2 separate regions of the Homo sapiens genome follow, and region 1 is linked to region 2. A link is an interaction called in ENCODE POLR2A ChIA-PET data of the cell type or tissue named here. Cell type or tissue: Panc1. All regions are shown on one strand. Links, peaks and the distances in the headings refer to the core of each region. The heading gives the core; the rest is flanking DNA. Region 1 overlaps ABCC8 (ATP binding cassette subfamily C member 8). Region 2 holds the start of ABCC8 (ATP binding cassette subfamily C member 8).

Region 1 (8,000 bases), core at 1-8,000, 66 kb after region 2:
CCTATGCTTCGCAGAAACCATGGCTGCTAAATGCCACTGTGGAGGAGAACATCATCTTTGAGAGTCCCTTCAACAAACAACGGTAAAAGCCTGTCGGAGGGAGGCAGGATGTGGAGGGGAGGAACTGTCTCTGGCCAGCCTGCCCCAGTTCCGGGCCCCTCCATCGATCACCCACACCCAGCCATCTCACTCCCCAGGTGCTTACCTGCACTCCAGCCTCTCCATATGGTGCACCTGGAGAGGGGCCAGGTGTGCCTGAGCATTGGGGCAATCCAGCTCCCATAGGGGAGAGGGCAGGAATGGAGGGAAGGGAGAGAGCCCCGCTGCCTTTTCTCTAGCTGGTGGGAGGGCTAGCTAGCTCTCTCTGTGAGTCTCCATTCGCCTGGCTCCTGCACTATTTTCCCTCCAATGATAATAGTTAGGGCTAGCATCGACTGCGCTCTTACTACATACCAGGCACAGTGCCGAGCTCTTTGTACACGGAATTTCCTCTCATGCTTACAACAACCTCAGTAGGTAGATATTATTGTTATTCCCACTCTACAGATGAAGAACCAAGTTTCAGAAAGGTCCCAAGGCCACCCAGCCAGTAAGTGACCAAGATGGGTCTCAAATCCAAAGCTGCCTAACACCTAAGTACATGTTTGTCACCAACATACTCTGATGCCTCCATGAACTCTGGCTGGCACCTGCCCAGGCTAAGGGCTGGCTGGGGAAGTATGAGAGGAACAGGCTGGGCAAATATTTGACCAGCCATCATCATTACTGCCTAAACCAACCAGCAGTGGTTTTCCCTGCAGTGCCCCAAGCACGGGTTCCGGCTGCAGCTTTTCCCACTGCACAGAGATCATGAGCGCCCTTTCATCACTTACTCTGCATATTTGTTCCCAACCAATTCCATCCTTCTAGTATTTAACCTGCCCAAACGCTGTGTGAAGTGCTGACCTCAGCTCTTTTCAAGCTCACACGGTGTTTGCTTGCACCCAAGCGGGAGGCCTATTAAAGCCATTGCTCACCCTGGGCATAGCTACCCAGAGACTAATGACCCTCTGCAAGTGCTCGGGCCAACTCTGACCAGGCTGACCAGCTGCATCCCCTGCCTCTACCCACGCCAGGTACAAGATGGTCATTGAAGCCTGCTCTCTGCAGCCAGACATCGACATCCTGCCCCATGGAGACCAGACCCAGATTGGGGAACGGGTTAGTAGCAGCCTCTGAGGGGTTTTTTCAAAGCCAGGACCCCCAACCTACCATGCCCTGAGACACTACTCAGGACAATGGGTAACTAGGAAATAGGAGACATTGAAGGCTGAAGAGTTGCCTGCAGTAAGGTCAAACATGTTGTTCTTGATGATGTCCTTTGACAGGTTTTCAGTCCTGCTTGGAGGGCAAGGTCAGCTTAGTGCCCTCCCAGGCTGGGGATCTTCTTCATTTGCACCCCAGGTATACACTGAGAGCCCACACAGCACTGTGCTCAGCCTGGGGTTGTATTGTTCCTGTTCATCCTCCAGATGGGGTCCCCTCCACAAGCTTAGACGAACAGGATTCTCCTGTGACTGTCCTCCTTTTGTGTGATTTTAATCCCTGCTGCCTCTGTCTTTGTTTGTACTGGTCAGATGGTCCCTAGCGCCTACACAATGAATCTTTAAAGACTTGGGGCTCATGCTGCCCTCTTCTGAATGAATTCAGTAAACACGTGCAAGTTCCTTCTCTATGCAAGGTGAGAAGCAGGCAAAGAAGTGGATAGAGCCAGGCCTCCATCCCAAAGAGCTCATAGTCCAGTAGGGTACAGGACAGTGTCTCCTGAATGGCTGAGGGCATGATGTGTTCCTCCTCTTTGGTGACAGGGCATCAACCTGTCTGGTGGTCAACGCCAGCGAATCAGTGTGGCCCGAGCCCTCTACCAGCACGCCAACGTTGTCTTCTTGGTGAGTGCAAGTTCCCTTGGGGTCCTGGTCTCTGGCTGCCTCCCAGGCCTAACTGCCCACCTCCACCTCCCCGCAACCCCACCATCATCCAACAATCTCCCTCTCCAGGAGTAAATCCCTCCTGCCAGAGATATTGCCTTATCATCCTAGTGATAGGGAAACTGAGGCAGGCAAGGATAGCACAAATGACCCATTGCAGACTTCAGATGGAGCTCTGCAGTAGCCAATGAGGAGAGGCAAGCTGTAGTTATAGGCTGCCTGTCTGTGGGACAGCCCAACCCCTCAACACTTATGCAGCCCGACTATAAGAATGGCTGATAACAGAATGTGTGCTGCCACTTCCCATCTTATGCCCAGTGCAGACATTGCTAATTGTTCACAGCATTATTTCCCATGGAACTTAACTCATCCTCAGAATCCTTCTCAACACAGCACTCCAGGTAACCACTAGCCATCAAACATGAGATAAAACTAGGCCAGGCGCGGTGGCTCACGCCTGTTATTCCAGCACTTTGGGAGGCCGAGGCAGGCGGATCACGAGGTCGGGAGATCGAGACCATCCTGGCCAACACGGTGAAACCCCGTCTCTACTAAAAATACAAAAAATTAGCTGGGTGCGGTGGCGGGCGCCTGTAGTCCCAGCTACTCCGGAGGCTGAGGCAGGAGAATGGCGTGAACCCGGGAGGCGGAGCTTGCAGCGAGCCGAGATCGCACCACTGCACTCCAGCCTGGGGACAAACCGAGACTTTGTCTCAAAAAAAAAAAAAAAAAAAAGAACGTATTCGCAATCCTTACACTACTTCATGTCAAGTTCTGTTGTGTCAGGTGCCTTGACTGACACTGAAGAATTCTAAGAACCAGTCCTTGGCCTCAAAGATTTAGAATCTGATTAGGGAGACAGAGCTCACCCAGTTCAAGAGGCCCAGCCCGGTTCAAATCCAAACTGTGCGGCATAAACTATGAGGGGGCCTTGTCCAGGGAGACAACTGTGAGGGCTGGAGTAATCAGGGAGGGCTTCCTGGAGGAGAGCCTCAAAGGGAGAGTCAATTAAACAGAAGGAAAGAGGGAGGCCATTTGCACAGTGAGTTGGAAGAAGGAAGCTCAAGTCTCTGATTCCAGCTTTATTCCCTCCCCTCTCCCTACACCACACGCACAAGCACTCCTTTACTAAAGACACTTCACAGTGGGAAGATTCAGTCTCCGTTACCGTCTGACACACACACAGCGTTTTACAAAGCATGGGTGCATTCGCGATCTCTCATGAGATTTAAACAACCCTGCTAGAGAAAAGTGAAGTGGACATTTTATTTCAGTAAACGTTTATGAAGCGTCTACTCTGTGCCAGGCACTAAACGTTTATGAAGCGTCTACTCTGTGCCAGGCACAGGCACAAGAAGTCTCAGTTCTTGGGAGTGCCATAATCAGGAATGGACAAACAATGATCAGATCTGGCTTTGCGCCAGTGTCACGGGAATAGGGAGGAAGGAAGGGTAGGCGTGGGGGTCAGGACAGGATGCAGGAGGAACTGGTGCTTAGGTGAGCGAAGGATGGGTGGGAGTTCACAAGGCAGACAAAAGGCAGAGCAGCACTCCAGGCAGAGGAACAGCTCAGGAGAAGGCCCAGACGGCAGGCTTCCTGGGAACCTGGAATGCAGAGTGCTGGGAAAGCACAGATGAAGCATGAGTCTAGAAGGGAAAGCGAGAGGTTATAAAGCACCTGGAACACCAGCCCACAGGGTTTGACTTTAGAGATGATGGGGAGCCGTTGAAGGTCCAGGAGTCAGGCAGTGAAGTGATTAGATCTGTTTGAGAGTGATATCTGACAACTGCCCCATTTTAAATGAGGTAACCAAGGCCCAGAGAGGTTGGGTGAGTTGTCCAAAGCCACACAGCTAACTAGCTTCAGTCCCTAGAGCAGAGTTGATAGAACTCTAATGGGTTTTATACTCATTGTCACCCCTCCCCACCATGCCTTTCCCTACCCTCTACTCTCTTCCTCTCCCTTCTGCCCAGGATGACCCCTTCTCAGCTCTGGATATCCATCTGAGTGACCACTTAATGCAGGCCGGCATCCTTGAGCTGCTCCGGGACGACAAGAGGACAGTGGTCTTAGTGACCCACAAGCTACAGTACCTGCCCCATGCAGACTGGGTGAGGGGGAACAAGGGGGTCAGGCTATAGGGGGCAGGGCTGGGGAGGCTGTCAGGCATCTTGGCAGGAACCAATCCGTTGTCTTGGTAGCAACTGCTGAGGGCCACAAAGCATAAGAGACCAGCACTGGATGGCTTTATGCATGCTGGGCATTTCAGGGAGACCCTGTACAGGCCAGGGGTTTGGTATCACCTAGACCCACAGACACTCCCCATCCTGGCCCGGGCCCCCCATGGTACACTCAAGGCTGGCACCAAGAAGTCTCAGGAATAATCAAGTGCTCACTTCTCACCTTCTGATTCCTGCCCTTTTGATGACCCATCCCCGCAGTCATGGGGAGTGCCCATTTGGATGGAAAAGCCCTCTTCCCACCCTATGACCTTCCCGGGGTGGATGGATGCACCACCCCGGGAATCATATGGGAAATATGGAACCAAACAATAGCAGTAGTAATAGAAACTTCAGGCTGGGCGCAGGGGCTCACACCTGTAATCCCAGCACTTTGGGAGGCCAGGACAAGAGGATCACTTGAGCCCAGAAGTTTAAGGCTGCTGTGAACCATGATCATGCCACTGCACTCCACTACAGCCTGGGCGACAGAGCCTTGTCTCTGAAAATTTGAAAAAGGAAAGAAAGAAAGAAAGAAACTTCAATATTATCAGTAGAGTCCAATGTTGTGAAACCCCTCATTAACTAAATTTCCATACTCTTCAGTAGGTAGAAAATAATTACTTTTTGATTCATTAGAAAGCACTTAATTTTTAAGATGGAGATCATGTAATTTTGAACTCTAGGTCTTGCCTACTCCTATATAAATTCTCCTCTAAACAACAGCCAAAATTGAGGCCCTCTTTGAGCTTCAGGCTGGTGCCAAATGGCTCTGCTTATTTTCCCCAAAATAAATCTTCCTTCCATGTATGATGAGACCCCCTCCAGTATAAAGAAGACCCAAAGAAAATCACCCAAAGAAAAAAGGCCCAAAGATAAGACCCAAAGACCTAAAGATTTAAATATATATACAGATACAGAAGGTTTGTTTCTGAGTTTCTGTAGTGACCTTGGCAATACCTTGTAGTTCAGGACAATCCTGAGGAACACAGAAGTGCTGGCTTCCTTGAGGAATCAGTGATCAGGACTCTCGAGCCCCTTGAACCCCAGCATAGGGCGGGAGGGGGTGAGGGCAGCAGGGGTGGGTGTCTGAATTAATGTCAGGTCTACGTGATGGTGTCATCAAGTGTTCCAGATAAAAAGTTTTATTGAGCCGGGCGCGGTGGCTAATGCCTGTAATCCCAGCACCTTGGGAGGCCAAGGCGGGTGGATTGCTTGAGCCCAGGAGTTCGAGACCAGCTTGGGGCAACATGGTGAAACCCTATCTCTATAAAAAAAAAAAAAAAAATTAGCCAGGTATGGTGGCGTGCACCTGTGGTCCCAGCTACTCAGGAGGCTGAGGCAGGAGGATGGCTTGAGCCAGGAAGCAGAGATTGCAGTGAGCTGAGATGGTGCCATTGCACCCCAGCCTAGGCAACAGAGTGAGACCCTGTCTCAAAAAAAAAAAAAAAAAAAGATTTATTGATTCCAAAGAGGCATGGCCACACACACTTAGACCAGCAGGTGCTTTGCTAAGCCCTGATGGAGGCTGCCAGACCCGCCGTCAAGAGGAGCTAAGGGTAGTGTACAATGAGCCCACTTAGTGTATGACGGCCGCTGCCGTGGGTGGAGTCCTTGTGAGTAACCAGCCAGCTTGAGCAGGATGCACTAATTTGCTCTGCAAACCCAGCCATTGAGAAATACGCCTCAGATGTACCGAACTCTAGGTCCTAGGAGTATGTTGGTTGGGGTAGGTTATCAATACCAGCCCACTTGCAGTGGATGAGCTGGTGGCCATTTGTAGTGAGGAAAGGGATGTGTCAACCTCCATCTTAGACTCCACAATTGAGGGATGTGACCACCATTCCTCCCCAGCCAGCCCCCAAACCACGTTTGTTGCTGCCTTTCCAGATCATTGCCATGAAGGATGGCACCATCCAGAGGGAGGGTACCCTCAAGGACTTCCAGAGGTCTGAATGCCAGCTCTTTGAGCACTGGAAGACCCTCATGAACCGACAGGACCAAGAGCTGGAGAAGGTGGGTATATCCAGGGATGGCCAAGCAGCCACCCCTGGATGCAAAGGTTCTGCTAGAACCTGAACTCATAAAGGTCTTCCTGTCCTTAGTGCCCCAGGAAGCCCCCTAAAGGGCAGATGTGGGAGCTGGGCATGAACTGGCTCCTACCAGAGGAGAGACAGTACCTGTGCCAGGTGCCCAGGGCAGAATCAGGTGGGCACCTTCGCCTTATCCTGAGGTAGTCAGATACTATTTAGTTGCAAAGTTTCAGAAAATCAACTCAAACTGGCAAAGAAAACTAAGCAAAGAAAACAAGAGGGAATTAAGGATTTATTGACCCATGAAACCAAAAAGTCCAGGTGTGTCATAGCTTTAAGTGTGCTGGATCCAGGTAGTCAGTGTAATCAGAAATCTGTTTCTCCCATCTCTTGACTCTGCTCCCCTCAAATTGGCTCAGCTCCCCTCAAATTGGCTCCATTCTCATGGTATCAGTGAGGGCCACCAGCAGTCTTAGGTTTACATTCTCCCAGCTCAACAACTCTGCCAGAAAAAAAGTGCCTCTTTCCCCATAGTTCAGCAAAAGTCCCAGGGCTGAGTCTCACTGGTCCAGTTTGGTCATGTGCCCACCCCTGAACAAATCACTGTGGCCAGCGGTGTGGAATGTGAGGATTGGCCTGTCCTGGGTCACGTGCCACTTTGGGAGCCAGATCCACCTGAATCACAGAGACTAAAAACAGGGGAAGAGTGGTTCCCCACAGGGATATGGGGGTGCTATTATCTGATGAAGGGGAAGGACTAAATCCTGGCAAGATGAATGTGTGTCTGTCTGCCCCTCCCTCAGGCAGGGACAAAGTAGAAATCTGACATTGGTCATCACCAGAGTAGTTACCCCTTAACTTCCCCTTCCCCCACCAACCATATATCCTGAAGACATTGCCCAGGCCACATCTGTCTTTTAGGAGACTGTCACAGAGAGAAAAGCCACAGAGCCACCCCAGGGCCTATCTCGTGCCATGTCCTCGAGGGATGGCCTTCTGCAGGATGAGGAAGAGGAGGAAGGTACAGGCAATGGGACTGGGAGTGAAATTATGGCCTGAGGTCTGATCAGCCACAGAGAGGCTAAGGTTTGGGGTTCTGGGTGTGGTGCAGTAGTGTGCCTTTGATTAAATGGCTTCCCTCTGTGTGCCCCCGTTGTCCCCTCAGTAAGTGGGGATAAAATGCCCTGATTCACCCTCAGAGGGATGGAAATGTGTAGCCACAGAGTGGGTTCTTGCGGCCTGCAGAGGAGGCAGCTGAGAGCGAGGAGGATGACAACCTGTCGTCCATGCTGCACCAGCGTGCTGAGATCCCATGGCGAGCCTGCGCCAAGTACCTGTCCTCCGCCGGCATCCTGCTCCTGTCGTTGCTGGTCTTCTCACAGCTGCTCAAGCACATGGTCCTGGTGGCCATCGACTACTGGCTGGCCAAGTGGACCGACAGCGCCCTGACCCTGACCCCTGCAGCCAGGAACTGCTCCCTCAGCCAGGTGTGACTGGCGGCCCATGGCAGAGGTTGGGAGTGGGGATGGGGGAAGGGCTGAGCCCATGGGCACCCTGGAACTCCAAATCACTCTCTGCCTGTGAAGGAGTGCACCCTCGACCAGACTGTCTATGCCATGGTGTTCACGGTGCTCTGCAGCCTGGGCATTGTGCTGTGCCTCGTCACGTCTGTCACTGTGGAGTGGACAGGGCTGAAGGTGGCCAAGAGACTGCACCGCAGCCTGCTAAACCGGATCATCCTAGCCCCCATGAGGTACCCGTCTCCCCTGGCCAGGCTGGGA
Region 2 (16,766 bases), core at 7,976-15,975:
CTCCTCTCCTGAGAGGTGAAGGGAAAAAACAAAACAAAAACCTTTTCTTCTTTGAGAAGGGATAGAAAGAATCTTGGATTTTCACTCTAACTTTTTTGAATGTAAATACTTAGGGGAACAAATGCTGGCGAGGGTGTGGAGAAAAGGGAACCCTCGTACACTGTTGGTGGGAATGTAAATTAGTACAGCCTCTATGGAGAACAGTTTGGAGGTTTCCTCAAAAAACTAAAAATACAGCTACCATATGATCCAGCAATCCCACTGCTGGGTATATATCCAAAAGAAAGTAAATTTGTGGTGGGGCACAGTGGCTCATGCCCGTAATCCCAGGACTTTGGGAGGCCAAGGCGAGCAGATCACGAGGTCAAGAGATCGAGACCATCCTGGCCACCATGATGAAACCCCATCTCTACTAAAAATACAAAAAGAAAATTAGCTGGGCGTGATGGCGCGCGTCTGTAGTCCCAGCTACTTGGGAGGCTGAGGCAGAAGAATCACCTGAACCCGGAAGATGGAGGTTGCAGTGAGCCAAGATGGCACCACTGTGCTCCAGCCTGGTGACAGAGTGAGACTCCGTCTCAAAAAAAAAAAAGACAAGAAATTAGTATCTGTGAGATATATCTACTCTCCCGTGTTTGCTGCAGCACTGTCACAATAGTCAAAATTTGGAAGCAAGCTAAGTGTCCATCCACAGATGAAGAAAAAAAGGTGGTTCATATACACAATGGAGTACTATTCAGCAATAAAAAAAGATGAGATCCTGTCATTTGCAACAACATGAATGGAACTGGAGGCTATTATGTTAAGTGAAATAAGCCAGGCACAGAAAGACAAACATCACAGGTTCTCACTTATTTGTGGGATCTAAAAATCAAAACAATTGAATTCATGGAGATAGAGAGTAGACGGATGGTTACCAGAGGCTGGGAAGAGTAATGGGAGGGTGGGGAGGGAGATGGAGATGGTTAATGGGTACAAAAAAATAGTTAGAAAGAATGAATAAGTCCTAGTATTTGACAGCACAACAGGGTGACTATAGTCAATAATTTAATTGTACATTTAAAAAATAACTAAAAGAGTATAATGGATTGTTCGTAACTCAAAGGATAAATGCTTGAGGGCCCTGGATACCCCATTTTACATGATGTGATTATTTCACATTGCATTCCTGTATCAAAACATATCCCATACCCTATAAATATATACACCTACTATGTACCCACAAAAATTAAAATAAAGAAATACCTAGGGATTTAGGTAGGGAGATAGCATTCTAGTCTTCCTGGCACCTTGGGACCTTAGCCTGGGGACCTAGCCCTAGCTGTAACCCTTTGGCCCCCTTGGGGAGATAAGAATTCTTTTATCCTTAAAAAAAATGTGGTACAACACACATAACATAAAACTTACCATTGTAACCATTTTTAAGTATGGTTGAGTGATATTAAGTACATTCACACTGTTGTGCAACCATCACCACCACCCATCTCCAGAACTCTTTTCATCTTGCAAAACTGAACTCTGTACCCATTAAATAATACCTCCCATTCTCCCCGCCCCGCGGCCCCTGGTAATCATCGTTCTCCTTTCTGTCTCTATGAATCTGACTATTCCAGGTACCTCATATGAGTAGACACATTTTATTATCCGTTTAGAACAGAACCATTAACTAGACACATAGCTACAGATCTGATTCCCATGCTTATATGAAGGGCAGAATGCTCCCAAGGAAGGTGAAAGCACAACTTCTTTTCCTTTATGTCATATACATTTTCAAGTCTCAGGAGACTAGGGCTTTCTACAGGAGCACTGAGAAATTCAAGGAAATGTTATTTCCCCACAGTCCACGTGTGCAAACAGTATGATGGTTGCAGGCTGGCCAATGACAGCAGGTTCTCGGCAAGCACAGAAAGCAGCCGCCTCCAAGGAAGCAGAGTCTCTCCCTCTCTGCCTGTATGTGGCACAGCTGGCCACTCTGGCCACAGACTCTTCGTTGGTCAAGGGTGATCCTGAGACCAGTGAGCCAGCTCAGACTACTCTGCAGGCCCCATCACTTACCTGACAGGTACCAAGGAGCAAAATTTTGTCTTATGTGATTCCAGACCCTCGACACAGTCCAACAGCCATCCAGTGGGCAGCTACGTCAGGCCTGCAGCTCCTAACTCTGAGTCCATAAGTGCATTTAGGAAGGGGGATGCAGGGGAGGGGCCTTTAAGTCAGCCCACCTCGGGGAAGGACCAGGAAAGGGTTAACTAGAAAGTGACAACGGAGCCCAGTGCTAAAAGCTGAGAAGCAGGTCGTCAGATGGCTGGGGGATTTGGAGGTGACATCCCCAAGAGGGAACAGCACAGCCTCTGGGAAGGCCTGCTTTTAGCTTCCATTGCCCTGTTCTGGGCACACACAGCAGGTGCTTCGTAAATATAGATTGTCAAATGAATGATGGCTGCCTATAGGAGCAGAAGCTATGTGGGGAACTCATTGGCTGAAAGTTCTGAAGCACTAACAATCCAGCCTCCCTCCACCCCATTATTTTCCATGACTCCCCTCAGCCTGCACCCTATCCTAGAAAGACTCATTTGTTCACTCACTGCATCTGGAAAATTGTATCTCAGCGGCCCCTCCTTTGCACACACTGGTATATCCTTCCCAACCAGGCTGTCTTCTTCACCTGTACAGACTGGGCCAACCCTCAAGGCCACCTCTTCCCCTAAAGCTTCTAGGAAGCTCCCAGACAACTTTTTGTTTTTAAATAAACATATATTTCTTTTGTTTTCCCAGCCATATTGTAAACCCCTAAGGGCAGGGACCATCAGTTATTATTCCTTAATTGGAGACAATGTGGTGGAGAGAAATGGTTCTCAAACTTTAGCATGAATCACAGTCACCTGGAGGACTTGTTAAAGCAGACGTTTGGACTAGAGTTTCAGATTTAGTAGGTTAGGGGCTGACCTGAGAATATGCATTTCTAACAAATTCCCATGTAATCTTGCTGGTCCCAGGGACCACATTTTTTGAAAACCATCAGTACAGAAAGCAGACCCAGCTTAACCTGGGTTCCAATCTATGCTCCAAATCTTACTGGGCTGTGTGAGCTAGGACAAGTCCTTTAGCCTCTCTGGGCCTCAGTTTCCTAAGGACACAATAATATTGACTTCGCAGGCTTACAGAGAAACCCAGCTGGCACAGCAGGTGCTTAATAAATGCCCATTACTGACTGTCTCAGTTACACATTGGTGCACTCCCTGGCTGAGCCAGGTTATTTCCCATTAGGGGAATGAGCAACACCTCAACACTCTCCTCCCCTACTCCAACCCACCAGGGGACCAGTCTCTGGGGCAGCAGAGGAATTTTACATGATTTCTCTGGCTTCAGTGGAAAAGGTGATGCTTCTCTCCACACTGCTGGGGTTGCTCTTCTAAACAGAACTTCTCTAGCCTCTGTCCTCTGCCCAAGCCTCAGAGCACTTGCATCATTAAATAATTACCTCCTCAAGGACACACTGGAAAAAAACCTTCAAATTTAATATATTCACCGATTTGAAATTTTAGTGTACAAATTTTAGCTAAAAAATACCTTTTGGCTCAACATAGGGCATGAGGAGGCACTTTGGCAATGTCGTCTTACAGCAGGTAAATGTTAGGTACTGGCTGTGAGTCTGTCTCCATGTTTCTCTCACTCCTAACTCTCTCTCTCACACTCTTTCTCCCTTTCAGGTTTCTGTTTGCCCTGACTGGAGAGGTTCTTCTCTGGCCAAGTACCAGAGAAGGGTCTTCCTCCCTCCTCTCCCACAGAATCATGGTCTCACGTGTAGCCACACTTACCTGCACTTATATAGCAAGTTTTCATCAGTGCACAAGTGGCTTAGTTTGTGCTACTCTAACAAAATACCGTAAGTTGGGTGACTTATAAACAACAGACATTTATTCCTCCTAGTTCTGGAGGCTGGGAAGTCCAAGATCAAGGCACCAGCAGAATTGGTGTCTGGTAAGGACCTGCCTCCTCATAGGTGGCCATCTTCTCACTGTAAACTTACATGGTGGAAGGGGCAAATGAGGTCTCTGGGGCCTCTTTTATAAGGGTACTAATCCCATTCATGAGGACTCTGCCCTCATGATGTAATCATCTCCGGATGGCCCCACCCCCTAACACTATCACCTTGGGGATTAGGATTCGGGGGTGGGGGGTACCTAAACACTCAGTCCATTGCAAAAAGGAAGTCAACTATATACATTATGTATGGAAACGCACTCAACCAGCCAAGTCTAAGTAAGAACAGGGGATTGATCGTCAGAGAAATGCAAAGCAAAACTACAGTGAGATATTATCTCACCCCAGTTAAAATGGCTTATATCCAAAAGACAGGCAATAACAAATGCTGCTGAGGATGTGGAGAAAAAGAAACCCTCAGACACTGTTGGTGGGAATGTAAATTCGTACAACCACTATGGAGAACAGTCTGAAGATTCCTCAAAAAACTAAAACTAGAGTTACCCTATGGTCCAGCAATTTCACTGCTGTGTATATACCCAAAAGAAAGGCCATCAGCATATTGAAGAGATATCTGCACTCCCATGTTTGTTGCAGCACTGTTCACAGTAGCCAAGATATGGAAGCAACCTAATTGTCCATCCACAGATGAACAGATAAAGAACACGTGGTACTTATACACAGTGGAGTACTATACAGCCATAAAAAATGAGATCTTGTCATTTGCAACAACATGGATGGAACTGGAGATCATTATGTTAAGCAAAATAAGCCAGGCACAGAAAGACCAATTTCACTGTTCTCACTTATTTGTGAGAGCTAAAAATGGAAACAACTGAAGTCATGGAGATAGATAATAGAAGTACCAGAGGCTAGGAAGGGTGGAGGAGCGGGGGAAGGGGGGAATGATTAATAGGTACAAAAATATAGTTAGATAGAATGAATAAGATCTAGTATTTAGATAGCACAACAGGGTGACTACAGTCAGCAATAATTTATTGGTACATTTTTAAATAACTCAAAGAGGGCCGGGCACAGTGGTTCACACCTGTAATCCCAGCACTTTGGGAGCCCTAGGCAGATGGATCACCTGAGGTCAGAGTTCAAGACCAGCCTTGCCAACATGGTGAAACCCCATCTCTACTAAAAATACAAAAAAATTAGCCCGACATGGTGGTGTGGGCCTGTAATCCCAGCTACTCGGGAGGCTGAGGCAGGAGAATCACCTGAACCCAGGACGTGGTGGTTGCAGTGAGCTGAGATCATGCCACTGAACTCCAACCTGGGTGACAGAGTGAGACTCCGTCTCAAAAAATAAAATAATTCAAAGAGTATAACTGGATTATTTATAACACAAAGAAAAGATAAATGCTTGAGGTGATGGATACCCCATTTATTCTGATGTGATTATTATACATTATCAAAAGATCTCATGTACCTCATAAATACATCCACCTACTCCGTATCCACAAAAATTAAATAAATAAATAAGAACAGGGGGCTTGCTCTGCAGACACTGCATCCAGACAAGTCCCCCATCCCACCACATCACACCCCCTTCCAAAGGGATAGCTTCCACTCCCGTTTTCGCCTTCTTCATCTATCCCACCCCTGCCTAAGCCCATCCCTGTATCTCAGAAGGCTGCCCCAGTAGGAACCCGGACTCTGACACCTTCTTTGCTGGATGACCTTGGTCAACCAAGGTTTTCTCTCTGCCTTATTCTCAACTTGGTAATAGCAATCATACTACCTGCTTTAAAGAGAGATGGTGACTAAGCCAGAAAATGTAATAAAAGACTTGGCACTAGGTAGGAACTCAATCAATTATTAAAAAAACAAAAATAAAAATAAATATCAGTGACCATCTTGGGATTTCAGACAAGAAGCCCTCGGCTGACCTGAAAGTGGAAAAGCTTGACTCGAGTGTCTCCTTTGTGCCAGGCTTTCTCACACACACAACCCATAAAAGAGAGGTTATTCTTCCTATTTGACAGCTGAGGCTTAGGGAGGTTGACTGGCCCAAGGTCACACAGCTGGTCAGGGGTAATGCCAGGACCTAAACTTCCCCACCACAGAGTTTGGTTTTAGGCAAGCTCTGCTCAGGGGATAGGAGCTGAAGTCCCTCTGGGGAGAAGAGAGGAACATACAGGAAATGGGAAGTTATTGAGCAGTGCCCTCGCATCACTTGGCCTCGGCCCCAGCTCTAGCAGGACCCTCCAGGCCCAGACAGCTGAGGCCATGCTGTGCCAGCCAGAGGCATCTGTCAAGGTCCTGGCTGGGCCAGAGAGCAGAGTCCTCTTTGGCTGAACTCTGAGAGACAGTCTGCAACACTGTGGCCCTGAGCAGGGAGCGGGTTCAGCCAGCACACCTTATGGGATTCCACAGCATTGGGCCAGACCCAGAGCTGTCGCCGTGCTGTTCACACACATTTCCTTCCATCAGCAGTGGCAGCTGTCTCCAAAGCAAATCACTGCAGGGTCATTTGTGTACCTGTTTCACCCACGGGTATAAGGCCCCAGGGAGCAGGGCCCCATCACCCTCGAATCTTCCCATCTGACCCCCGACTGATAACAGTGACAGAACTAGGCCTTTCTTTCGGGTTCTAACACAGAGAAAAGGCAAAAGGCACAGATACACAGGTTTCCCCAAAGGTCTGTTCTTTGGGCCTTGCGCTCCTTCCTCAGGAGCCAAAGTCTCAGAAGCAGAAAAATCCTCGATACCCCCAGGATCCCTTTGGGAAGTGGTTAACAGCACAGGCTTTGAAGCCAGGCCTCACTGAGTTTGGGTCTTTTCTTCACCAACTCCTCCAGCTGTGTCACTAGGGAATGGGGCTTAACCTCTCTGAGTCTCAGTTCTCCGATAGTTGTAACTACTAGGCAGGGTTACTGTGAGATTTAAAACACGTAAAGTGGTTGGCATATACTAAGCACTCAACAACTATTGGTGAAACAAAAAGGAGAAAATCTTATCCTCAGTAATCTTCCCAGGAAGAGAGCAGGTTTGGGGATGACCAGCAGCTTGGGAAGGGAGCAAGACTTGCTAGAGAAGTCCTAAGTGGGTAAGCAAGCTGAAGGCAAATATTGACTTGCTCTGGGTCACAATGGGCATGTTTTTTAAAAAAGACACCGTGTGGAAGAAAGGAAGAGGAGATATGAGATACACACAAAGGAGAAGACCACTGGGGGTACAGGAGAAATACGGGGGTTTACTAAGTTTCTGCTGTGAGTTGTGTGAATTACAACTTTTCTAGCTCTCTGTAAAGAGCTCAGTAAAGCTTTCATTTTTTTAAACCAATGGACTGGGTGTTGGCTGTTTTAGAGGATGCAAGGAGATGCTGAGTTTGACCTTAAGTGGCCTCAAGGGTATAGAGCAACCAGGCCATCCGTAGGAGTTACCCTTCTGCATTGTGTTACTGTCGTGAGGGGGATCTTGGACCAAAACTTAAGTGGGCAAGAGCAAGAATGTTATTTAATTTCTGTATCAAGTCCCCATCCCACTAGACTGGCAGAAAACATTAGCCTTGGGCCTTCTTGGATTTCCTTCCCCACCTCTCCAGTTACGTGATGCCAAGAGACCGGGGAGAGTTCGTCTTGTTCCTGCCTCACCCTCGCCATTCAAGTATGGCTGAGGGTCCCCTGCCTCTGTTGTCTAGAGGCCCTGCCCTGGGACAAGAACACCTTTCTTCAAAACAGCCCTTGTATGTGAGCCAGGCACAGTGGCTCACACCTGTAATCCCAACACTTTCAGAGGCCAAGGTTAGGGGGCGGGGGGGATCCCTTGACGCCAGGAGTTTGTGACCAGCCTGGGCAAAACAGTAATACCTCCATCTCTACAGGAAAAAAAAAATAATCTTAAAAACCTAAAAAGCCCTTGTATGGATTTTCTAACACAGTCTACACACAACCTGCCCTTTCTGGGTGGCTGTCCCCCAGCCACCTCTACAACAGACAGGCAGGGAGGCTGGGCACAGGCTCCCTCTCAAAAGAACTTCTCTCTCTACTTCCCTCCTCCTGACATGGGGCAGGATGGAGATGAGACAGGAGATCACTTCTCCCTCCCAGGTTCCAGTTAAGACATTTTGTCTCTACATCAGTCCTCTCTTTCACTGGTTCTACAGTCTTCCAAGTTCCCCTGTGGATACAGGCTTTGAGCACCTGAAGGAGACAGGAAAGGACACACCTTTCCCAGTCAGTAAGGGTCACCCGAACTTAGGCTCTGTACTTGTTCTCCACTATTCCATAGTATAGGTCACACCATGAGTTTTGCTTTTGTCTGTTTTTAACCAGGCCGCTGTTGATTGTGGTTATTGAAAGGGTTTATTTCTTCAACTATAACCCCACTCCATTACGTCACCATTGTCATTGTAATGACCCCCTCTGCCATGGTCACTGGAACACTGGCACTCCTAGTCAGCCAGATAGAGACAAAGGCACTAAGGCCAGAACAACATCAGAGCTGGAAGGGACTTTTTGTTTGTTTGTTTTGTTTTGTTTTGTTTTGAGACAGGGTCTCTCTCTGTCGCCCAGGCTGGAGTGCAGTGGCCCGATCATGGCTCACGGCAGCCTTAACCTCCCTGGCTCAAGGGATCTGGAAAGGACTTTTCTGAAGCTCTGCACCAGCCCCTTTACTGCACCCTGCCTGAGGCCACACCCACCCAGTAGCCGGTGAGTGTGAGAATCCAATCCCGGAAATCCAGCCCTAGTTTTCATTTTGCCAGGAGAATGGCTGGGAATTCTCAGAGCGGGGTACCCTTGCTCAAAGCAAGCTCTCAGAGTCTGACCTTCTTCCAGCCCCTAGCAAGAGAAACAAAAGGCATGGCTAGAGGTGGGGAAGCACCAGAGACCCAGCATCTCCCCGACAGAGGCAGACGTAGCCCTGTTACAGACATGAATGATTTTGTATGCCACACACCGCTCTGCGTCTGTGTCTTGGACATCTTCCCCTGCCAGTAAGCATAACTCTATTCTCTGCGCTTGCTCCACAGTATCCCACAGTACAGACAATATCTGTTTTTTGTCTGTTTGGGTTTTGTCTGTTTGAACCAGCCCCATACTGATGAGCATTTGGGTTGATTCCAGGAATACAACCCATATACTACAAAGGAAGTCCTTTCATGCCTCCGTGCGCACCTGACTCCACACTTTTTCAAAGTAATTCTCCCACCCACATGGTGGGCAGTGTGGTGCATGTCCTCAGTGTAGACCTAGGTGCAGGGAAAGGTGGAATTTGTCCACAGTCACACAGTAAGTTTGTGCTAGAGATGGCAAACACGAGTCCCCAAGACTCCAGACTTAACACTCTCTTAGTCCCAGTTGATGCTCCCTTAACACCAGACTTTTTGTTTGTTTCAAATGACCCAGAATAGGCAAGTGTGAGGGTTGCACCAGGCAATGTGGGGTGAGGGAGAGACCATTAAATAACCCTGATTGATCAAGGGGCTGCCGTGTGTAGTCACCCATGGGATGAAGTAGCTTGGACTATCTCCCCAACTTGCAAAGCACATTCATACCCATGATCTCATCTTAATCTTCTGGGTTCCATATTATTATCTTTTCCATTTAGAAATAAGGAAACTGAAGTGCAGAATGGTAACCTGCCCCCAAATCACACAACTAGTAGTAGTAGAGCCAGGACTAGGAGCCCTGTTCTTTAAAAGTAAATATATTATTACTGCTAAAAAGAAAGATAGCATTGCTGAAAGTGTGAAAAAACTGAAATTGTAACTACAAAAGAAAATAACAACATTGCAGAAAATATGAAAAAAAAAAACCTTGAAAGCAAGAAAAACAAACTAAAAGAAAAAATCTTACTGGGTGACCATGGACCTGTCATCTCATCTCTCTGAACCTCAGTTGTCTCATTTTTAAAGAAAGGGAATGAGGATAAGCACAGCGACGGCAGCCAGTACATACTGAGCACCGCCTTACCAAATTTCCAAGTCTGACCTTTCCCTGCAGGCTTCATGCAAGTATACATATTTCGTACGGCTATAATCATGGGAAGCACAATTTTGTTTGCCGTTTTTCACCTGACACTATCTTGTAAAGTTTTTCTATTGACTACACAGACTCAGCTAGCACCGTCCCAGCAGTTGCATTTTTCAAGGTTGATTAACCCCTGTCCCTGGTGCTGGATATTTCTTGCCACCAAGTTTTCACTATTTTGGCTGATGCTGCAAGAAACATCTTTTGGCTTCTGAGAAATTCTCCAAAGTCAGAGACTGAGGCATTCAGACCCTGAACTCCTGCTTTCCCAAGGCTTTTCACCCAACCCCATCTGCCCTCTGCCTCAGGGCCTGGGCAGAGCCTCGGCCTTGCTGACAGCGTGCTGGAGAGGCTCACCAGGCTCAGCAGCCTCAGGGCAGGCTCAGTGAAGCTTGTAGGCAAAGGGGCTGAAGGGGTCTTTCTTTTGTGTTCCCCTGACTGTTCCTAAGAACATGTGCATTTATGCTTCATACCCTAACTAGGAAAGTTCTCCTTAAATCTAACCCCCAAATCCCATCTTCTGTTCTTTCTACATACAATATAAACTTCTTTGGGCCACAGTCTTGTGAGAATCTCTCCAAAACGTATAGGAAGACATAATGTTGTCTTTACAATTGCACGGTGTCCTCCAACTGTTAAGCCTGTCCCAGGTGAGGTTAAGAATTTCAGTCCCTCTCCACTGCCTCACATCCATCTGGCCAGATGCGTTTCTTAAACTCCTCTTTATCAGCCTGGGGCTGTCACCCATTCTACCCATTGGTCTGCCAGTCGCTGTAAGGTTGTCATGTACCAGAGGCATGAGTACAAATGATGGGGGTGGGGACGGGGGACCTGAGGAGCTGGGTTCAAGCTATGCTTCCCTGCTTGCTGGCACTGAGACCTTGGGGGAAGTCATGTTACTGGCCTCCCTTCAGCTCCCTCGCAGCTTGGGTTTCCCCATCAGAAAATTGGAAGCGATTAGAACCTGTACTTAGCAAGAGTTCTGGGACATCCCTTGTGTGAAAGTGCCAGATACGCTGTAAAGCAGTACCTAGGAGTGCCCCACCTGGGACCACTTTTGAAAATGTCCAAGCCCCACCCCACCACCACCACCACCACAAGGTAACGTTCTGCCCCACTTTTCTCATCCATGTTGGGTGGAGACTTGCGCCATCCCTCGGCTCTCTACATCCATCCGCACCACGCCCAGGTGAACTCACACTCGGGACCCTGAACCCGCCCACTCCAGGCCTTGCGGGCCCTTCTCTCCTCTTCTGCACGCCCCACCCTCCTTTCCCACCCAGACTCCAGTGTGCCCACACCCCACTCCCCATCTTAGCCTGCCTTTCCCCTCTCCCCCAGCGCACGCGTGCATCAGGGCACTCACGAAGCCACCCCGGCAACATCTGGGAGCACGCGCCTCCACATCTGGAAGGTGGGCGCAAGCGTAGCAGGGCCGGTCGGGTTCCTCGCCGCCCCCCGGCCCCGCAGGTGGTGGAGCAGGGCGGGGTGAGGGAGGGGGAGGCCAGCGGGGCTGGGCGGGGCCCGGGGGGCGGGGGCCTGACGGCCGGGCCGGGCGGCGGAGCTGCAAGGGACAGAGGCGCGGCAGGCGCGCGGAGCCAGCGGAGCCAGCTGAGCCCGAGCCCAGCCCGCGCCCGCGCCGCCATGCCCCTGGCCTTCTGCGGCAGCGAGAACCACTCGGCCGCCTACCGGGTGGACCAGGGGGTCCTCAACAACGGCTGCTTTGTGGACGCGCTCAACGTGGTGCCGCACGTCTTCCTACTCTTCATCACCTTCCCCATCCTCTTCATTGGTGAGTGCGCGCAGCGAGCCGCGGAGGAGGGGACGGGAGAGCAGGGAGGGAGGAGGAGGCGCTGCGCGCCGCACCGCTCGGCGTCCCCTTCCGGCCCGCGACCGCCGTCCGCCTCGTTCCCGGGGTCCCCTGCCCTGTGTCCTGCCCGCCGGTCCCCGCACTCGCACACCAGCTCATCCCTTCACTCCCCCGGTGCCCCCGATCCCGCGCCAAACACAGCGGACGTTTGTGACCCATGGGATCACCAAGTTTTGCTTCTGCAGGGCCAAGAGCTGGGATGGGGAAAAGGGAAAGAGGAGGTCTCAGCACGCAGTGGGAAACTGGAGAGGGGTCGGGCCTCACCCTCCGTGGCGCAGCTTAGGGAGCCGGGTCACCCCTCCCGCAAGGCAGCCTCCCTGTCAGCCGCAGCTGGGCCTAGGGAAGAGGGAAGCCTGTGCTTTGGAGTCTGGGATGGAGGCCCAGCTAACCCCTATGCTTTCACCGGGCTGAGCCGCGCAGTGGTCCGTGATCTCTGACAGTCCCAGGCCCGCGCCCTGGGCGAGGAGAGGCGAGAGCTAGGGACTTGGATTCCCTTCCCCCGCCACCCCACCCGGGCATGTGTCTCCAGAGCGCAACTTCTCAGGCTCTGCGCAAAGTAGCTCCGACTCGCCGACGCAGCGACCCCGGCGCCCTTGCTTGCAAAGTTGGGCGCCACGGCCGGGACAATCGTGCGTGCCTCTCCACTGAGGTCCCCCCCATCTCTCTCCAAGACCTTGACTCTTCCAGACCAGTCAAGTCTATCAACTCATAGGGTGTCCCCTGCATCCCCAAAACGTGTTCATTCACTTTAAGAAAACAAGCAAATCTTAAAATTCATATACAGCTTTGGGGAAGAAAGGAAAGATTGTCACAAAATTAGATTTACAAGAGGTTGCTGCAGAAGCAGAGTTGCTAGTTATTAACAAAGACAGTTAGATAGAAATAGAAATAAAACATACAAAATATGTGCTCATATGTGCATCAAAAATCAAAAAAGAACAGCATTTACACTTCTGTTCTCAGCCAAACGGTTTATTAACCTGATGACTTGTCACACAAGAAGTTAGTATGTATAATGGGGTACCTTGGCAGGGCACAGTGGCTTACATCTGTAATCTCAGCATTTTGGTGGGCTGTGACAGGAAGACTGCTTGAGTCCAGGAGTTCGAGACCAGCCTGGGCAACATAGTGAGACCCCCCCCGCCCTTTCTACAAAAAATTAAAAATTAGCTGAGCATGGTGATGTGCGCCTGTAGTCCCAGCTACTCAGGAGGCTGAGGCGGGAGGATCACTTGAGCCTAGGAGATCAAGGCTGTAGTGAGCCGTGATCGTGGCACTGCACTCCAGCAGAGGCAACAGAGCAAGACCCTGTCTCAGTAAAAAGGTGTGGTGGGGGAGGTACCAGCATAGGACCAGGCTGAATGAGTTGGACGTTTAGTTTGTGTGTACCAGCCTTGGGGATCCTCATGTGTAGGTGTCACCCTCACCATGGACCCAATGCCCAAGCACCTTTCTGGGGTTCATGCACCCTCTTCCTCCTCCAAGTGGGCAGGCATCCTGCCTCTGACTGTCTCTCCCTGCAGGATGGGGAAGTCAGAGCTCCAAGGTGCACATCCACCACAGCACATGGCTTCATTTCCCTGGGCACAACCTGCGGTGGATCCTGACCTTCATGCTGCTCTTCGTCCTGGTGTGTGAGATTGCAGAGGGCATCCTGTCTGATGGGTGAGTGACTGTCTGAGGACTCAGGAAAGTGAATCTGCTCCAGGGTACTTCCTGAAAGGCCCAAGGAGATCCTAGCTCACCTATATTCCACAAGCCCATGTCTTTTGTTACTACATCCAGCAGCTCAGTGTCTTCTATGTGCCAACCTCTCTGAGCTGGGCACTGGACGCAAGTGAGTCCCAGGCCCTGCCATCAGTCCAGGAGAGCAGAGGGAACACGGACCTGCATGCCAAGTCCCAGTGAAATAATGCTAGAGCCTATTAGAATGCCACAACTCCAGTGAAAAATGTCTGGCCTCTTCTACAACCTGCCGGAGTTACCTTCTTGGAAAAAAAAAAAAATCTAACCATGCCACCCACTCTTGCATAAGACCTTTCCTTGGTTCTCAGCTGTTTTGAAGATGTGGTCTCAGATCCTCAGCCCACCATTCAAGGTCTTCACAGTCAGCCCCACCTATCTCTGGCCTCATTCCCCATGCCCACCTTCCGTTTGGGCCTCACAGCACACTCCTCACACCTCTGCTACAGCACAGATCACACTGTATGTTAAAGTTTATGTCTATTTGCAAAACTGTCTTCAGAGTCAGAAAGGCCTAAGAGTTAGAATCTGAGTCTTGTTCATCTTTGTGTTCACAGTGCAAGGCATGTGATAAACATAAACATTATTCAGTCCATAAACATTTATTGGGTCCTTAGGAGAATGAATGAAACCATGTTACAAATAAGTACTCTGGGAGGTGAGAGGAAGGCAGAATTGGGCAAGCTCCATGGTTGAGAGGGCTTTGGAGCGGAGTCTGGAAGGGTGACTAGGCTTCAGACACACAGAGGAGGAAGGAGAGAGAGAACTGGTGGTGCCTGAGGGAAGGGAAAAGGCACCAAAGAGAAAAGCAGGTAGGGCTAGGGAGCAGCGCAGGGGCTGGAGCATTAAACACAGGCTGGGGAGCGATGGAGGCTGAGGCTGGGAACCCAGGTTGGGGCATCTCAGGAGGACTGTGAATCCCAGCCTGCATGTTTGGGTCGGATTTGGTCAGCAGTTTGGAACAGAAGAGAGATGTCATCAGCATAACACTTTTAGGTGGGAACCTGAGGTGTTCAGCGCAGGCTGGAGGCAGGGAGAATCTAGAGGTATAATAGAAGCAGGACTTAGCATTGACTGCAGTAGTCTAGGTGAGCAATAACTGCAGACAGAAATGGTGTGTCAGCAGTCAGGGACAGAAGAGGAGCGGGAGCAGCCATCTCACTAAGGAAGAATCCAGTAACCAGCAAGGATGAGAGACTGCCAGGAGAGGGAGTGGTGGAGGAGAGGGATATTTGGCTTGAGTATCTGAGGTCCAGCGCCCCCTGAGCTGGAATCAGATTATACCCAGACTGCACTCCTGCAGTGCTGCCTGGCTCCTGTAGTTGGATGGCAGGGGATAGGCTCCCTCATCCTCCCTCCCGTTCCCCACCTTCCCTTCCCCAATGTCCCTGCATCCTGGCTTCAGCAGTGATCTCTAAAATACCTGCTTGACTTGGAGGCAGCAGCTCTGCCTGCTTATTAAAGTCCCTAGACCAGCAAGAAGACCAGAAGGCATACTGCTACACAAGCACGTGACAAGTCCGCCTCCACCCCCACCCCTACACCCCTTCCAAAGTAGCACAAATGCCACAGTGAGCCCTCAGATGGGAAATACTCACCAGATGGTGACAGAGAAAGACACCTCCGCCCTTGGAGAAGGAAGACCTGGGTCTTCAGTGAGCACTGCTGCTGTGTACCAGCTATGGGACTTTGCACAAGTCATTCAGGCTTTCTGGGCCTCATAAGCATTTATAAACATACGATAAAACATTTTAGTTGCCAACTTAAAAATGTGTGAGAAAGTATAAGGTGTTTCAAAATTATTTCAAGGAGTAAAGAGGCAAGAGTTTTGAAGATCCCTGGGCAGGGTGTTGGCTGTTCCCAGTGTGGCCATTCATGACTGCTCTCTGGCCTTATGAAACAAGCATCATAGTCCCTGGCTTGCCTGCTTCATGGGGCTGTGGAGGGTGAAATTCGAGCATGGACAGGGTGCAGAGCCCGGAGTGGCAGAGCACTGGGTAGACTGTGTATTCCCAGAATGTGGGAAACTGGAATGAATCGGTCCAGGGATGCCCTCCTGCTGGCTGTCAGCAGCCCCTCCTGTGTGTGGCTGTACTGCTTCAGCTCAGTGCAAAGGGCCATCTCCTCCCCAGGGCACAGATCAGCTCAAGCTGAGTAATTGTCATCTGGTCTTTGTGAGCTCCTACCCCCAGGCCTGAGTGAGGGGCAGGAAAAGAGCAGACAGGAGAAGTCACAGACCCTTGTGATACCTCCAGTCTAATCCAGCCTGGGTTTTCAGAGCTGTCTGGAAATTTAGGGGGCAGGTGGGAGGGGGCTGATTAAGGCAGCCCTGATTTGATTTAGAGTGAGCCTCATTTAGTGACTAATTAAGCCATCTTAAACCTGTAGGGCTTCCCCTCTTCCTTTGGGTATTATTTCTTTCTGTGATGTTCTGAATTCAGAACAATCAAAACAGTATAAGTTAGTGAAGAAGATATTTTTTAATAACTACAATATTTTCCCAGACCACCATACACTGGATAAAGCCTGTATATAAAACTTTACCTAATTTCTTAACTAATTGAATGTGTATTATTTAACAAAGCAGCTAAAAACTATTCTATGAAGCCATGTCATGAAATATTTAGTTCAATTATGGTTAATCCTCATCTTATTTCGTCTTATAAAATTTTAACATTTCTACCTCCTATTGCAAAAAAAAGCATTTATATCAGCATATAATAAAACATGTCTAGATGTCAGCTTAAAAATGTGTGAGAGAGTAGAGGGTGTTTCAAAATTATTTCAAGGAGTAAAGAGGCAAGAGTTTTGAAGATCCCCAGGAAGGGTGTTGGCTGTGCCCAGTGTTGCCATTCATGACTGCTCTCTGGCCTTGTCTGTCTTGTACCTTCTATATTAGTTTGAAGACCTTTTTTGGAGAATATTCACTAAAGAATATCAATATCTACCATTTCATTAAAAAAGAAATGTGGAGTTTGCCTTTTCAAGTTGGTTTGATGCTTATTGATGTTTTCAGGGACCCAGCCTCTTCCCATCTTTCCATACCATCCTGTGTGTGTGTGTCAGCCTATCTTCCCCATGGTCACAAGGTGGCTGCCTAGCTCCGGGTATTGCTTAGCATGAGCAGAGAGGGCATGCTGCCGACATGCCTCTCCTTTATGACAGAGATCATTCTTTCTTTGACA

The links. ChIA-PET counts read pairs that join two places held together with the same protein. Peaks named below come from ENCODE experiments on the same cell type or tissue, not always from the same donor. Only the 100,000 strongest peaks of a DNase experiment are listed, where the experiment ranks them.
Region 1: POLR2A ChIA-PET joins it to region 2 with 21 read pairs; 2 of 35 experiments call an interaction of 5 or more read pairs at or near these places.

What each region holds. Positions count from the first base shown.
Region 1 is chr11:17,406,594-17,414,593 of GRCh38, reverse strand. ABCC8 (ATP binding cassette subfamily C member 8) reads left to right here. Exons shown (of 39, transcript NM_000352.6): 19 at 1-82; 20 at 1,116-1,200; 21 at 1,848-1,928; 22 at 3,941-4,078; 23 at 6,077-6,202; 24 at 7,141-7,240; 25 at 7,465-7,706; 26 at 7,806-7,972. Among named protein-coding and RNA genes, the nearest start is that of KCNJ11, 22 kb to the right of the region's middle. RefSeq lists an enhancer at 1-1,624. In Panc1, for the core only: no CTCF peak of the experiment used is centred there; no DNase peak of the experiment used is centred there.
Region 2 is chr11:17,471,623-17,488,388 of GRCh38, reverse strand. ABCC8 (ATP binding cassette subfamily C member 8) reads left to right here and starts at 11,544. Exons shown (of 39, transcript NM_000352.6): 1 at 11,544-11,760; 2 at 13,362-13,503. The coding sequence starts at 11,613. LOC124902641 (a long non-coding RNA gene) reads right to left here and starts at 11,738. Exons shown (of 2, transcript XR_007062609.1): 1 at 11,658-11,738. RefSeq lists an enhancer at 12,332-12,888. In Panc1, for the core only: a CTCF peak has its summit at 14,779; a DNase peak (open chromatin) is centred at 14,837; H3K4me3 peaks cover 612 bases; H3K27me3 peaks cover 1,663 bases.